Regions from separate parts of the Mus musculus genome. Here regions 2 and 3 are each linked to region 1. Evidence: chromatin loops called from intact Hi-C (ENCODE). Cell type or tissue: left cerebral cortex. All regions are shown on one strand. Region 1 has its middle 120 kb from the start of Sstr1. Region 2 has its middle 11 kb from the start of Gm30687. Region 3 has its middle 72 kb from the start of Sstr1.

What was found. A loop is a pair of places that touch in the nucleus more often than their neighbours do. Peaks named below come from ENCODE experiments on the same cell type or tissue, not always from the same donor. Only the 100,000 strongest peaks of a DNase experiment are listed, where the experiment ranks them.
Region 2: it touches region 1 in a loop (10-fold over the local background); 2 of 42 quality-filtered maps call a loop at or near these places.
Region 3: a loop joins it to region 1, with 6 times the contacts of the local background. A loop is called at or near these places in 2 of 42 quality-filtered maps.

The regions. Positions count from the first base shown.
Region 1 is chr12:58,085,512-58,089,511 of GRCm38, reverse strand. No RefSeq gene overlaps it. Among named protein-coding and RNA genes, the nearest start is that of Sstr1, 120 kb to the left of the region's middle. In left cerebral cortex, no CTCF peak of the experiment used is centred here; a DNase peak (open chromatin) is centred at 2,001; H3K27ac peaks cover 1,868 bases.
Region 2 is chr12:58,423,912-58,427,911 of GRCm38, reverse strand. No RefSeq gene overlaps it. Among named protein-coding and RNA genes, the nearest start is that of Gm30687, 11 kb to the left of the region's middle. In left cerebral cortex, no CTCF peak of the experiment used is centred here; DNase peaks (open chromatin) are centred at 877 and 1,530; H3K27ac peaks cover 2,230 bases.
Region 3 is chr12:58,137,401-58,141,400 of GRCm38, reverse strand. No RefSeq gene overlaps it. Among named protein-coding and RNA genes, the nearest start is that of Sstr1, 72 kb to the left of the region's middle. In left cerebral cortex, no CTCF peak of the experiment used is centred here; a DNase peak (open chromatin) is centred at 2,079.

The DNA.
Region 1 (4,000 bases):
CATCTCTAGTGGTCTGGAATTATCCCTCAAGTGCCAATTACAACTAAAACGATAAGATCTTTACATAAGAATTGAAATCTTATTTTTCTGTGAACCTTGCAGCTATATGCTGAGCTACTGGCTGTGACTGTCTTAAATATCCAAATTATTTCCCATTTAGATAACTGTAAACCACACTCCTAACATTCCTCCCACCCTCCCTCCTTCCCTCCCTCCCTCCTTCTCGTGTGCTTTCTTTTGTCTTCCCCACTTCATTTCCTCCATTCTTGCAGTTGTTCAAGTCAGAAAGCTGCTGGTTAACTTCAATTCCTCTTTCTGTACCACCCTCAGCTTTAAATCAAGCTCTCTCTTCTCTGACTCTATTGCTTAAATGAATCTCCAATCCAACGACCTCCCTCCATCTCTACCATGATCACCATCTCTCTCTGGATCAGTCCTACAGTTTCTACTAGGTTTTTTGTTTTTGTTTTTGTTTTGTCGTTGTTTGTTTGTTTGTTTGTTTTTTGGCTTCCAATCTGATACTTAAAACATTTTTATCTCAAAGAATCCATTGTTATGTTATCAAATCTCATACCCCCACCTGCTTAATAAGATCATATTGCTACACTCTCAAAGCCCAGACTCCTTAATAGCTCTAAGGACTCTTTGTGAGCTTCCCCCTGATTATCTATGCTGCCTCAACCCTCACTTCTTGTCACCCCCATTTCAGATTCCAATCATGAGCAGTGCCTTTCTGTATCTGGATATAGTCTGCTCTCTCATCTCTGCCTTATAAAGCACACTGCCTGTGTTGTTCTGTCCGCATGCAAACCCGTGTGCAGTTTATGCCTACCAACCCTCAGTCTCACCCTTTTCTTCTGTTAAGCCATCCAGAGCAACTCTCTATTGTATGGGTCCTTACAGCACTCTGCATGGTTCCTCAACACAGATCAAACTCTATCAAAATTATTTGTTTATAAGTCTACATTATTTGACTATTTAGTAGTATGAGAGGAAAAAAAAATTTCTACTTTCTTGTTTACTCTTGTACTCTAGCTCAGTATGTGACATCCTATGTAAACGTATGTAATAGCTCACTGAGGAATTATCCCGACCCTGAAAATAGCCAGAAGTTTGTGAGGGAGTAGTAGGTACACTTCTGAGCAGCAGAAAGGAGAGAAATACAGGAGCTGGGCCATGCTTTGATAATCCTAGCTACTTAGGAAGATGAGGCAGGACAATCACAAGTTTTAGATCATCCTGGAGGACAAAACAAGGAAACAGAGGCAGGAGGAAGAAAAGAGAGGAAGGGGGGGAAAAAAGAGGAGAGGAGGAGAGAAAAGAATTCAGTCAGAGTGAGAAGCAGATTCTTAAAAGAGTGGAACACAAACACATCATAAACTGAGATGCTCTATGGCTGTGCACGGGAGAAAATAAGATGCTCTTCAAGTTACTTAGACTTAGAAAAAGATAAAAAGTAGTTGTGTTTATTCTGGTTCTTCCACTGTGAGCTCAACTTAAGAGAGACCGTCTTGTCCCTGTCACAGAAGAAAAAGGCAAGTGTAGACAGCCTCCTCTCTCATCCTTGGAAGAACTTTGCAATATTTTTGCTTTTATCTCAAATTGCTGAAAGTGGACCTCAAGGTGCGCCTAAAGCTGTCTGTGTGTCATTTAAGGACACTGCCTTTGCATTTCGAAATGTATCCAAACGAACATCATCACTATGGATGCAGGCATGACTGAAGGCTGCTATAAGTCTGGAAGAAAATTAATGATCTGGTACTTGTCGGGAACTTTCTTCCTATAGCTGAGATTTTAGAGGCTGAAACTGTCTGCAGATCTATTTTTCTACCCCTTCTTCTTATGTCAAATAGAATCCCATGCATGAAAAAAGAGAGTAGTTTTTTTATCCCATCTCCTCAGAAACTCCCTGTGGGAGGAAATGATCCTCAAGGAAGATTTTAGTGTGACATATGGAGACTTTTACACCTTCAGAGCTATATAAAATGAGAGCTGCCTCACAAGTATGGATTCAATTCACTTTCAGCAGAAAAGGAGACGTGGGTCTCAGTTTGAGGTTATAATTTTTTTGGGTAGAAGGGACAGGACAACCTCTGAGTTCTAGTCTGATTATAAAATTCTATGATGTAATCTTTCTTGATGACTCAGAGGAGACTGGTGAATGCAAATTGACACAGTGCACAGCATATTGAAGCAGTGAGATACCTAGGGCCATGAGCTGAGTTCATCTGCATTTTCTTATGCACCATTGCACCATTGCTTCCGACAGCCTGGTCTTTGTTGTTAGTTTGCAGTCTTGTCTGCTAATCCTGTTCATATCTCTGCCCAGGTTGGTCAAGTAGCACATTAAACATCTTTCCTCATCTGAGTGGAAATCTTTAGAGCTCAAGAAACTGTGTACATTAGGGCTTGTGTAGACTGTATGCGTTACAGTTTTAACTTTAGAATTCTGTAAGCGCAGCAACTAATTAAAGCTAGGTGAACCATGGCCAGTTACTTCTCAGAATGGTACTCCTGACAGGGAATTAGAGGAGGGAAATCAGCAAAAACAATGTATAAAAATGCCATAATAAAGCTCATTACTTTGTGTGCTAATTAAAAGCAAATTTTCAAAAGAACTGCTGGCCTTTATAGACTGTAACAATACAGTAAAGATTCTTGCCCTGTGAACACCTTAAACCTGACCTACAGAGTATGCCCTGCTTTGAGTACAGTATCCCGTGCTATATACCTCCTGTGGTTTGAAATTTAACTTAGAAATGCTTCGTCCTCAGTTAAACTTTCATTTAAATTTCTCTTCTATGAGGCTTTCTTAGGGTATCACTAACCATTCCTCTCATGAGTTCTTCAATAGAACTTTTAATATATTAGCACAAATATATATTCCCCATAATCTTAGTTAACTCTGAGATTTTTCTGAACACTAACTTTGTTCTAGATCTCAAACCACAAATGTGCCATAGATTCCTACTGTGGTTACATGTAGACACTCATGAACACACCCTCCAACATCCAGAGTAAATTTTAAATATTTTATATTGTAGCCTATTTTGAGAAAACTATTTTGAGAGGCCATATTTTAATGACAGCAATGTGCTAGGTTTATTGAATTTCACTGCCAACAGAATCATAAAGTAAAATCTAGCAGAGATTTTTCAGGTGCAAAATAATTTGTAACTCTAGAGGACATTTGTGTACTAGACATGGGCTACCATTAGCACATCAGTCAGAAAATATATGTAACTTTTTTCCATCATCAGACTTATCAATTATTATTCAAAGAGACATTTAACACAGAACAATTATTAATTGAAGTCTGTACATATAACTTTGTCTGTTGAGACAGTCTTCTCCTGTATCTAGGTTGATTCGTTGATGCCTGAGTTTGAAGCCCTCCTGCTTTAGCAATCTGAAACATGGATTTTAGGCAAGTTTTTTTTTTAAAGCTGTTTAAAGTCACTTATACAAATGGGTATATCATTCAGGGTACATTACTGGGTTATAGACAAAGATTACAAAGATAGAGGAGTGCTCTTTGAAGAAAGACCCTTACTGATAACTGGAGAGAGTGAAAAGGCAGCTCAGTAGCACAGGTTTTAGGAACAGTTCTCTGAGTGTCTCATATTTCTGCATGGAGAGATTTCATCTTCCAAAGCTGCTTCCAATAAAGATATCCTTGAAGAAACTATCTAGAAGAAGGAACAACAGCAACCAGTGTGTCTCTGTATAGACTATGTAAGTCTTGGCAAGTCTTAACTGCTCAGCTCTAAAAAATATTGAAGGTAAACCAAGAGCTGAAGCCATAAGGAATAGTTCTCTTATGTCACTCTATCGGCTCTCAAACAATATATCTGACCGTATATGATTGTACATTTTCATACCTGACAAAGGCATGGCTGAGAATTCATGTGATAGTTATTGGCACCTGAAATATTTTTGACCATTTTTATAGGCAGAAAGACCAGATAAAAGCTATTTGTGCCCCATTGCACCCACCTTT
Region 2 (4,000 bases), 340 kb before region 1:
TCTTTCCTGGGAACCACACTGAGTATGTGACTGAACCTGTAGGGCAACTGGACACCTGAAATGGAAACTGGACTGACCAGCTCATCCCTTCTCCAGCAAAGCTGGCCACGTCTTATTAACTCCAAGATCCATAATCCATGAACTTCATAACCTGGAGGCCACTGGTCAGTGAAAGTTTACATGACAATGTTCATTAAGCACCTTGGCTTCTGACTTCAAAGTACATCCAAGAGCCAAGAAAGGTCCTGTCATTTTCATAAACACTGGATATCCACGTTATCACTTGTAGGACACACAATCGTCTGTGTGGCATCCTCTGTAACCCCACAGTTTTAAACTGTCAGCAGAATCAAGCTTTCCATTTGCCTGGGTTTTGGTAGTCATAACTCCTAAAGAAGGTTAGAGTATAAACTTTATTTGTGCCATTCCATGCACGTTAGCTATTGAAAGCCTACTGTGTTGGTTGGATAGGGACATCATAAGGATTTTGTACAATCCTGTTATTACAAAAAGTAATATTTTTTAAATTAGTTGGTTATTTTATTTGGGGGATGAGAATCAGATGAATCAGGATAGGGAAAACAGCAGTTCTCATCTGTATGACAGTGACTTCGTCTCTGTGTATTTATTTATAATGGTCAGGGGGCAGAGCTTATAGAATCCTGTCTTACACCAAAGGGAGAGAGAGAGCTGAGAACATTTTTATTTTAACACTCATTCTTCATCATTTCCCTGGGGGCATTTTCATTTCAAATGGTTCATTCCTCTCAGAGCCCCCGTGTCGCCTTAGAAAAAGCATTCACCTTGGGGGTGGAGAGACTCTGCACTGAATCTGATGCAACTCTTTTTCTGGCCATGGAATTTTTAAATGAACTCAGAGGATGGATGGTATTTTGCATTTTATTACCTTATGTTCCACATTTCATGCATAATCCAAATCTCTAAAATGTATTTGCGGTAAAGCACCCTTCCTACATGGAGTGTCCTTGAATAGCACCGAGTGTGCCATCAGGGTTCTAATGCGTGTATCTGAGGCCAAGTCTGAAAGCCAAGAGGAGTCACAGTAGTATTACTGTACGCAAGGATAGACTCTTAGTTGGATTTTATCATAATTTTAGTTAAAAATATGGTCAGACTAATCAAAATCCATATTCTTCATTGCTCTAATGCATCTTTTCTGTCTGTCGCCCCTTTCCATGAGACGCTGACCTGCACTACTTCTGTTCCTGGGCTGCTTGGCCCAGGCTTCTTATAACCATGAGGACAGGCAAAGACCTAACACAAATGGAGTGCGGGGGCTGCCTAGGGGATGGGAAAGCGATTTCTGTCACGGAAGATCACCATTTGTCTTCTTATACCTCTGACTCAGCTGTCAGTCTCACATGATCTCTGGTCAGTGGACAGACAGGGAAAGTGGGGCCCAGCACACTCTTGTGGGGAGCTCTTAGCTTCCTTGGTGCTAACTCTACAGGAAGTGATAAATCTCCAAAGTATTTTTAATGCTTGTAATGGAAGAAAAAACACTTCAGCAGATTTTTTGAGAGACACAGCTTGTGAACTAGAATCTAACATAGCTCACTGGGGCTGTAAGGCCTCTCTGCTTTTCTCTAGGCGGCAGGGCACTTTGGGGTGGAATGGAACCTTCACTAAGCATCTCACAGTGAGCTCTGGACTCATGGTGCTCTGGGCTCACAGTGCTCTGGGCTCACAGTGTGTGCTGTCTGGGTTTCAGAGCTCTGGGTTCACAGTGCTGTCTGGACACTGGGATTTTGTTGCAAATGAGTCTGTTTGGCAGACAGTGTTGTTAGCTTTGGCGTTATGCCTCATAAGAAGCCTTATTTTCATGGAAAAATCAATTTATTGACTTACAAAAATGTTCTTGAATCTGGCATCATATTTTGTCACGTCTTCTGTTTTAATTGTAGAAGAAAGTATGTCCCTTCCCCGCCCCCTGAGGGCTGGAGATCAAGTCCAGAAAATGTCTGCCAATTAGACAAATTCTTTTTACTATCTCTAGCCCACCTAGAATTGTTCAGTCTATGTTTCTCAGTGATTGACTTGAAATATACTTAGTCATCTACTCTTTACATTGGCCTCCTTTATGAACAGGTTTACAGCTAAGGCATGCTAACTTTAACCCTCATTTGTTCCCTGCCCCCTGAGACATTTTACACAGATTTTATACTTTAGGGATTATTAATTTCTTTTATAGATTCATCTATTATTTTATCCATTTTAAATATCCTTTAATTTTGTATCTAGGAAAGATCAGCTCCTTCATACTATCTAACTTCACCATTCGCTTCTCTAGCCAACAGCAATGAATTTTATTATTTCTACATGGCTTTAGACTAGGGCATTTGCATTCTAGTCTACAACAAAAAATTTTCATATTTGTTTTTTAAATTCTGAGGCTAAGCGGATTTTCTGTTCACAGTCAGGCTTTTGCTCTGGAAAGCAGAAGCACTTTTTCTTACAAATTTTTAAGAGCCTCAGCAAACGTACATCTATTTCATGTTGCAAAAGGTCTGTTTTCTGTCTTTACATCTAATCTATGTGTTGACTAGACACATAAATCTCCGTTTGCTCTTTCTTTGAGGACTTTATAGGCATTGATTTCCTGCCTTTAGGGGACTAGTGGTAGATTTTTATGTTTTAGCACACACTTATCCAGAAACTGACCAGAAAAGTCAGCTCAGGAATTTCTCCAAGGGAAATGCAAATATGTGCCCCGCAAACCCTGGGATATGAATATTCATGGACGCTTTATCACCACTAGCCCAAGACAGGTGATGAACTAAATGTGTAACATCAGGCTGGGCGAACAAGCAGCCATGTTTTTTTTTTTTTTAATTTAATTGAACTTTTTTTTTTTGCAATTAGAGGGAATAATTCAGGGTATGTACATCAACACATATGAATTTCATGGGCATCATGTTCACAAAAGGAGGCTGACATAACAGTGGTTAAATGGGTTATTTCTCCAAAAGAAAGGGTGCTACATTAGGACTCTGAACATTTGGGAGTCAAACCTTGGTATGTAAGGCAAAACAAGAAGTGTAACTTTTGTTTTAGTGACTTTGTCCAATATACTGAATCAAATATTGTTGGATTTTTATGTTTATATTATCTGCTAAAGAAGAATATGTTGAATTATTTTTGAGACTGTTATTTGAACTCCCAGACTCCAGATATTTCCTTACCTGTATGTGCTGCAGCATGGTTGAGAGTTTTGATATTCATATAAACAAATATCAGTCACACATTATAGCATTTGTAATTTGTTAGCTGTGCTTGCCAATGGCCTTGGTTTTAACCTATTTGTTTCTATTTCTAGTGTTTCTTAGTATTTCTATTCTAAGAAAGAAGAGGTTAGGGTTCATAGTGAATAGGCAAAGTTACATCAAATCCACCAATTGAATTCATTATTCATTGTTTAAGCATTCATTACACCTCACTTTGCATTTATTAAGTAAGTGTTGGGTGTTTATCTTAGAAGTGTATATACTCCCACTAGTTTGTTTTCTTAACTTTACTGCATCTTGCTACTTTTTTATGATATGAGATAGATTTGAAAAGTTCCTATTCTTCACAAGGGAACTTAAAGTAGCCTCTGATTAGTATGTTTGCCTCTATATACTGAGTTCTTTTCTTCTAATAAGATTTCCTTTCATAAATGAAATAGAGGCTCATGGAAGACAGATCTTGGAGAAAAAAGGGACATACAGTAGATTCTTCTTATCCACTAGGATGTATTCTACTTCCTCAGTCAGTGTCTGAAATCCAACCTCTGTATGTGTTGTGATTTTTCTTCTGCATGCAAGCCTGTGATATGGTAATATTTGTTAAAAAAAAAAAGCCAAAGTAAAACATTACCAGTAATAATTGACCAGAGATATTAATAGCCTCAATGTACATTTTTATTTTTATTTTTTAATAAACATTTTTCTCAGTCAAGGACTTCCTTATTTTCAGTTATTTCAGGGTGTCATTTATGGCT
Region 3 (4,000 bases), 52 kb before region 1:
TTTCTGGTTGTTGTCTCTATATATTATCGGGAAGCTGCACCCATGAAACTCCAAAAATATGGTCACCTAAGTAAGACACACATAATGACATGGCCAGTTGACATGCCAGTGTAGATGGAGGAAATTTTATAGGACTCTACCCCTAGATTAAGAATTGTAGCCAATGAATGCTTGCTAAAAGATGGAGACAGGGTCTTCTGCAGGGATGAGCTATTGCCTACACCCAAGTGAACAGCCTTAAACATGTGTGTGCGCATATGTATAAACATATATAGTATAAACATCTATATGTCCATATATACCAATATATATGTAGCACTAAAAAGACTCAGTAGGTTATGTGTATATGTGTTTTTGTGCAAGTGTGTATACACATGTTTGTGCCTATGAATCAATAATAACTAAAGATAAAATCATGAATTGAGAGGGAGAGGGAACACAGGAGAAATTAAAGTGGATAGGAGAAGGATATAAGTCATGCAAACACATTGTACACATTGAAAATATGCAGGAATATATTTTAGATTAATTAAAAATAAAGTGTTAATGTTAACTTGCAAATTGAAATGTTCCTTAGGACAACTATCTTATGCCTTCTGCTTGAAGATCTTGGTCATTTCCATGCTTTAAGATATAAGGGACTGAGAAGTGCTCATCACCCTCATCCACCCTGGGAACTGCAAATAACAACCAGTTGCACTTCTCTGGTGGCTTTGCAATCTAAAATTTAGGTAGTCTTCATTTCAGAGCAGCTGTGGGAACTTTTTAAGGAGCTGACAAAGCTCTGATCCATTCTCTTTCCTGAGCTATTGTACTTGGGTCACCAAGGTAACATCCTTGCAGCTGTCTCCAACCCATCTTCTCTCATTTTGGCGTAGCATCATTAGCTGCTGATCACTCTTTTGGACAGGATGAGTCCACAGGCAATGACTTTCCTCCAATCTCTTCTAAAGCTAAAGGAGGAAAAAAATTACCATTTTTTTCATTTGTGCTTAATTGGCACATAATTAGACATATTTATGAAGCATATCACTTTAATATATGTATTAGTTTTTTATGAGGTCAGCCTGGTATGCAAAAAAATTGACATTAGCAAGGATTACATAAGGAGACACTCTCAAAATAAATAAACAAATCAACAAATAAATAAGAAAGAAAAAATAAGATAGAAAATGCTTGCCCTAGGGGGTCTTAGGTCTTCTGTAGGTGTGTACTCACTTGCTGCTTATTAGTAATATCATATAAACATGGGCTTTGTGGTCTGGTTTTTCCTAACTTGGATAATCTCTTATAGTTATCTCCAGAAGAAAGCATCAAAGGCTAATTCTGGAAATCTTAATTTTTAAAACTGTAATTGATTATAGAACTAATAAATACTCATGGCGAGAATATAGAGTTGCCAATAGACAGAACTCAGATTTTAAAGTTTAGAGCACTATGCTAGAAACTATTCAAATGTCCAACTAATGGAGAAATGCCACTTCAGATAATTCAAATTTCATGTGAACTTTGTTCCATATATTATTAAAAACAGGACAGGGATTAAATACACAAAGAAGTGAGCATTTTTTCCTGATAAATATCAACTAAAAATCACACAGCATGACTCTTGTCTGTGATATGGATCATAAAATAAATAATTAAAAATGGGTTACTTATAATACAAAAATGCTTGTTTGTATTTTCATAGAAATTAGTTTATTTAGTTATCCAGAGTTCTTCAGAGAAACATAACCAATAGGAAATATATATATATATACATAAATGATACATACACATACGCTCTACACACATATACATATATATATATATATATATATATATATATATATATATATATATATATATATGTAAATAAAACAATGAGATTTGTGACAAGGAATTGGCTCACATGATCACAGAAATTGAGAAGTCTCAAGGTTTAATTGTCACACTTGAAACCAGTGGGCCGACAGTGTAGTTTCCAGCTACAACCAAAGTACAGAGAAGCAAGGAAGTCAGCCAAATCAGTGCTCCCATGATCAAGATCTGAGAAGTCCAAAGATAGTAAAGGACAGATGTCCCAGCTCTAGTAACCAGAGCCAAAATGAATTTATTCTTCTGCTTAGCCTTTATGTTTTATTGGATGATACACCCACCCAGACACACACAGACAGCAATCTACTTTTCTCTGTCTACTGATTCAAATGTTAATCTCAACCAGAAAAACCCACAGATATACTCAAAATAGTGCTACACCAAATGCCTGGCCACTCAGTTCCTCAGGGAAGCTGACACATGAAATTAACCCTCACACTTATGAAGAACATACAAGCAAGTAATCTTTCTTAATATGATCAGATGCACTTAAAGATAATATAGAAGATGGTATTTTTGCTAATTGATCTGTTTTAAATTGATTGGGAACCTTATTGCTTGCCTGTTTGTTTGTTTGTTTGTTTAGGCAGGGTATCATGTGTATCCCTTCCCTGAATCCAACTATGTAGACTTGGTTGGTATCCAGCTAATAGAGATCTACCTCTCTCTACTTCCTGAATGATAGAATTAAAGGTCTGAACTAACCAACCCAGGGCTTGCAAAGACATATCATTATTTTAAAAATTAGGGATTTAGAGAAACGATCCAGCGGTTAGGAATGCTTTCTCCCTTTGTAAAGTCTCCAGTTCCCAGCACCTACCTGGCAGTAATTACAGTTCCAGGGAATCTGATGGCATTTTCTGGTATCTATAGGCACCAGACATCCATCTTGTATACATGCATATATGTAGGTCCTCATGCATACAAATAAAAAATAAAAATCTTGTTAACTAAAATATTTTGTTACTTAGATACCAACCCACTTATTGATAGAAAAAATATTTGAGTGTTAGCACATACCAGAAATACATTTATTATAATCCTAAATTAGTCGAGCCTTAACTATGACAAATTGATTGTTTCATTTAGCATACTCTGGGTCCATGTTTATTTTAATAACAAAGATTGAAGCTAGAGTTAAGTTAGAGAGCAGAACTATGCTTCATTTAACATTTCTGTCCTAACAGTTCTCTACCCTCTTTTTGTGCCAGTAATTACAAGACATTCATGTCCAAGTTTGAAACAAGATTCAAATGTCAAACAAATACAAATGCATTACTTTATTTTTTGAGTAAAAGTTAGATGAAATGTTCTTACATCAAAGTAAGTCACTAATAATTTTTCAATAGCATGATTTGTTATGACGTGACTTGAAGTAACCTTTGTATAATTGTACAAAACAAGAAAGCAAGGTTGTCCTTAGTTGATTGTGTGCTGCTACAAAAACATAAGACTGGACATTTAAAAGAGTAGGAGTGTGTTTCTTAGTCACAGAGTCTGGGAAGTGCAAGGCCAAGGGGACTTTCTCCTTCATCCAATGATGTAAGGTAAAAGGAAAGCAAGAGTAGGGATGCAAACAGGAGAAGGAGGGAAAGGAAGAGGGAAGAAGAAGGGGATAAGAGATGGAGAACAATTTAGTGAATGAGCACCCCACTCCTGGGATAGCTAACCAGTTCCCATGGTAACCTTTAATGCACTCCTGTGAGCATACCCTCAAGATTTAACCACATCCTACAAGTCCTACCTCTCAAGAATATTGCAATGAAAGATTAAGACTTAAATACGTGAAATTCAGGATATACATCCAAATAGCAGTGAGTCTAAACCAGCTGATTAATTATAATTCAAGATCTCTTTACATAACACTAGCATATTCCATGAACATTAATGTCCAATACATCTATTGATTGCTTTTACCTTGTGCATGAGAGTGACTATTAACAAATCATCTTAATAGTTGTCTAAAGTGGATACTTTTCAAAGACATAGAACATCCTAATCACTGAATAAAACAAATGGCATTTGATGAGGTTCTGAGATTATACTCAATACCTATTCTATAGTAAACTCAACTAAAAGGAGTTTTGTTTGTAAAACTGATAATTAAAGAAAATATCAGGCTTGCAATTATAACATATCTGTG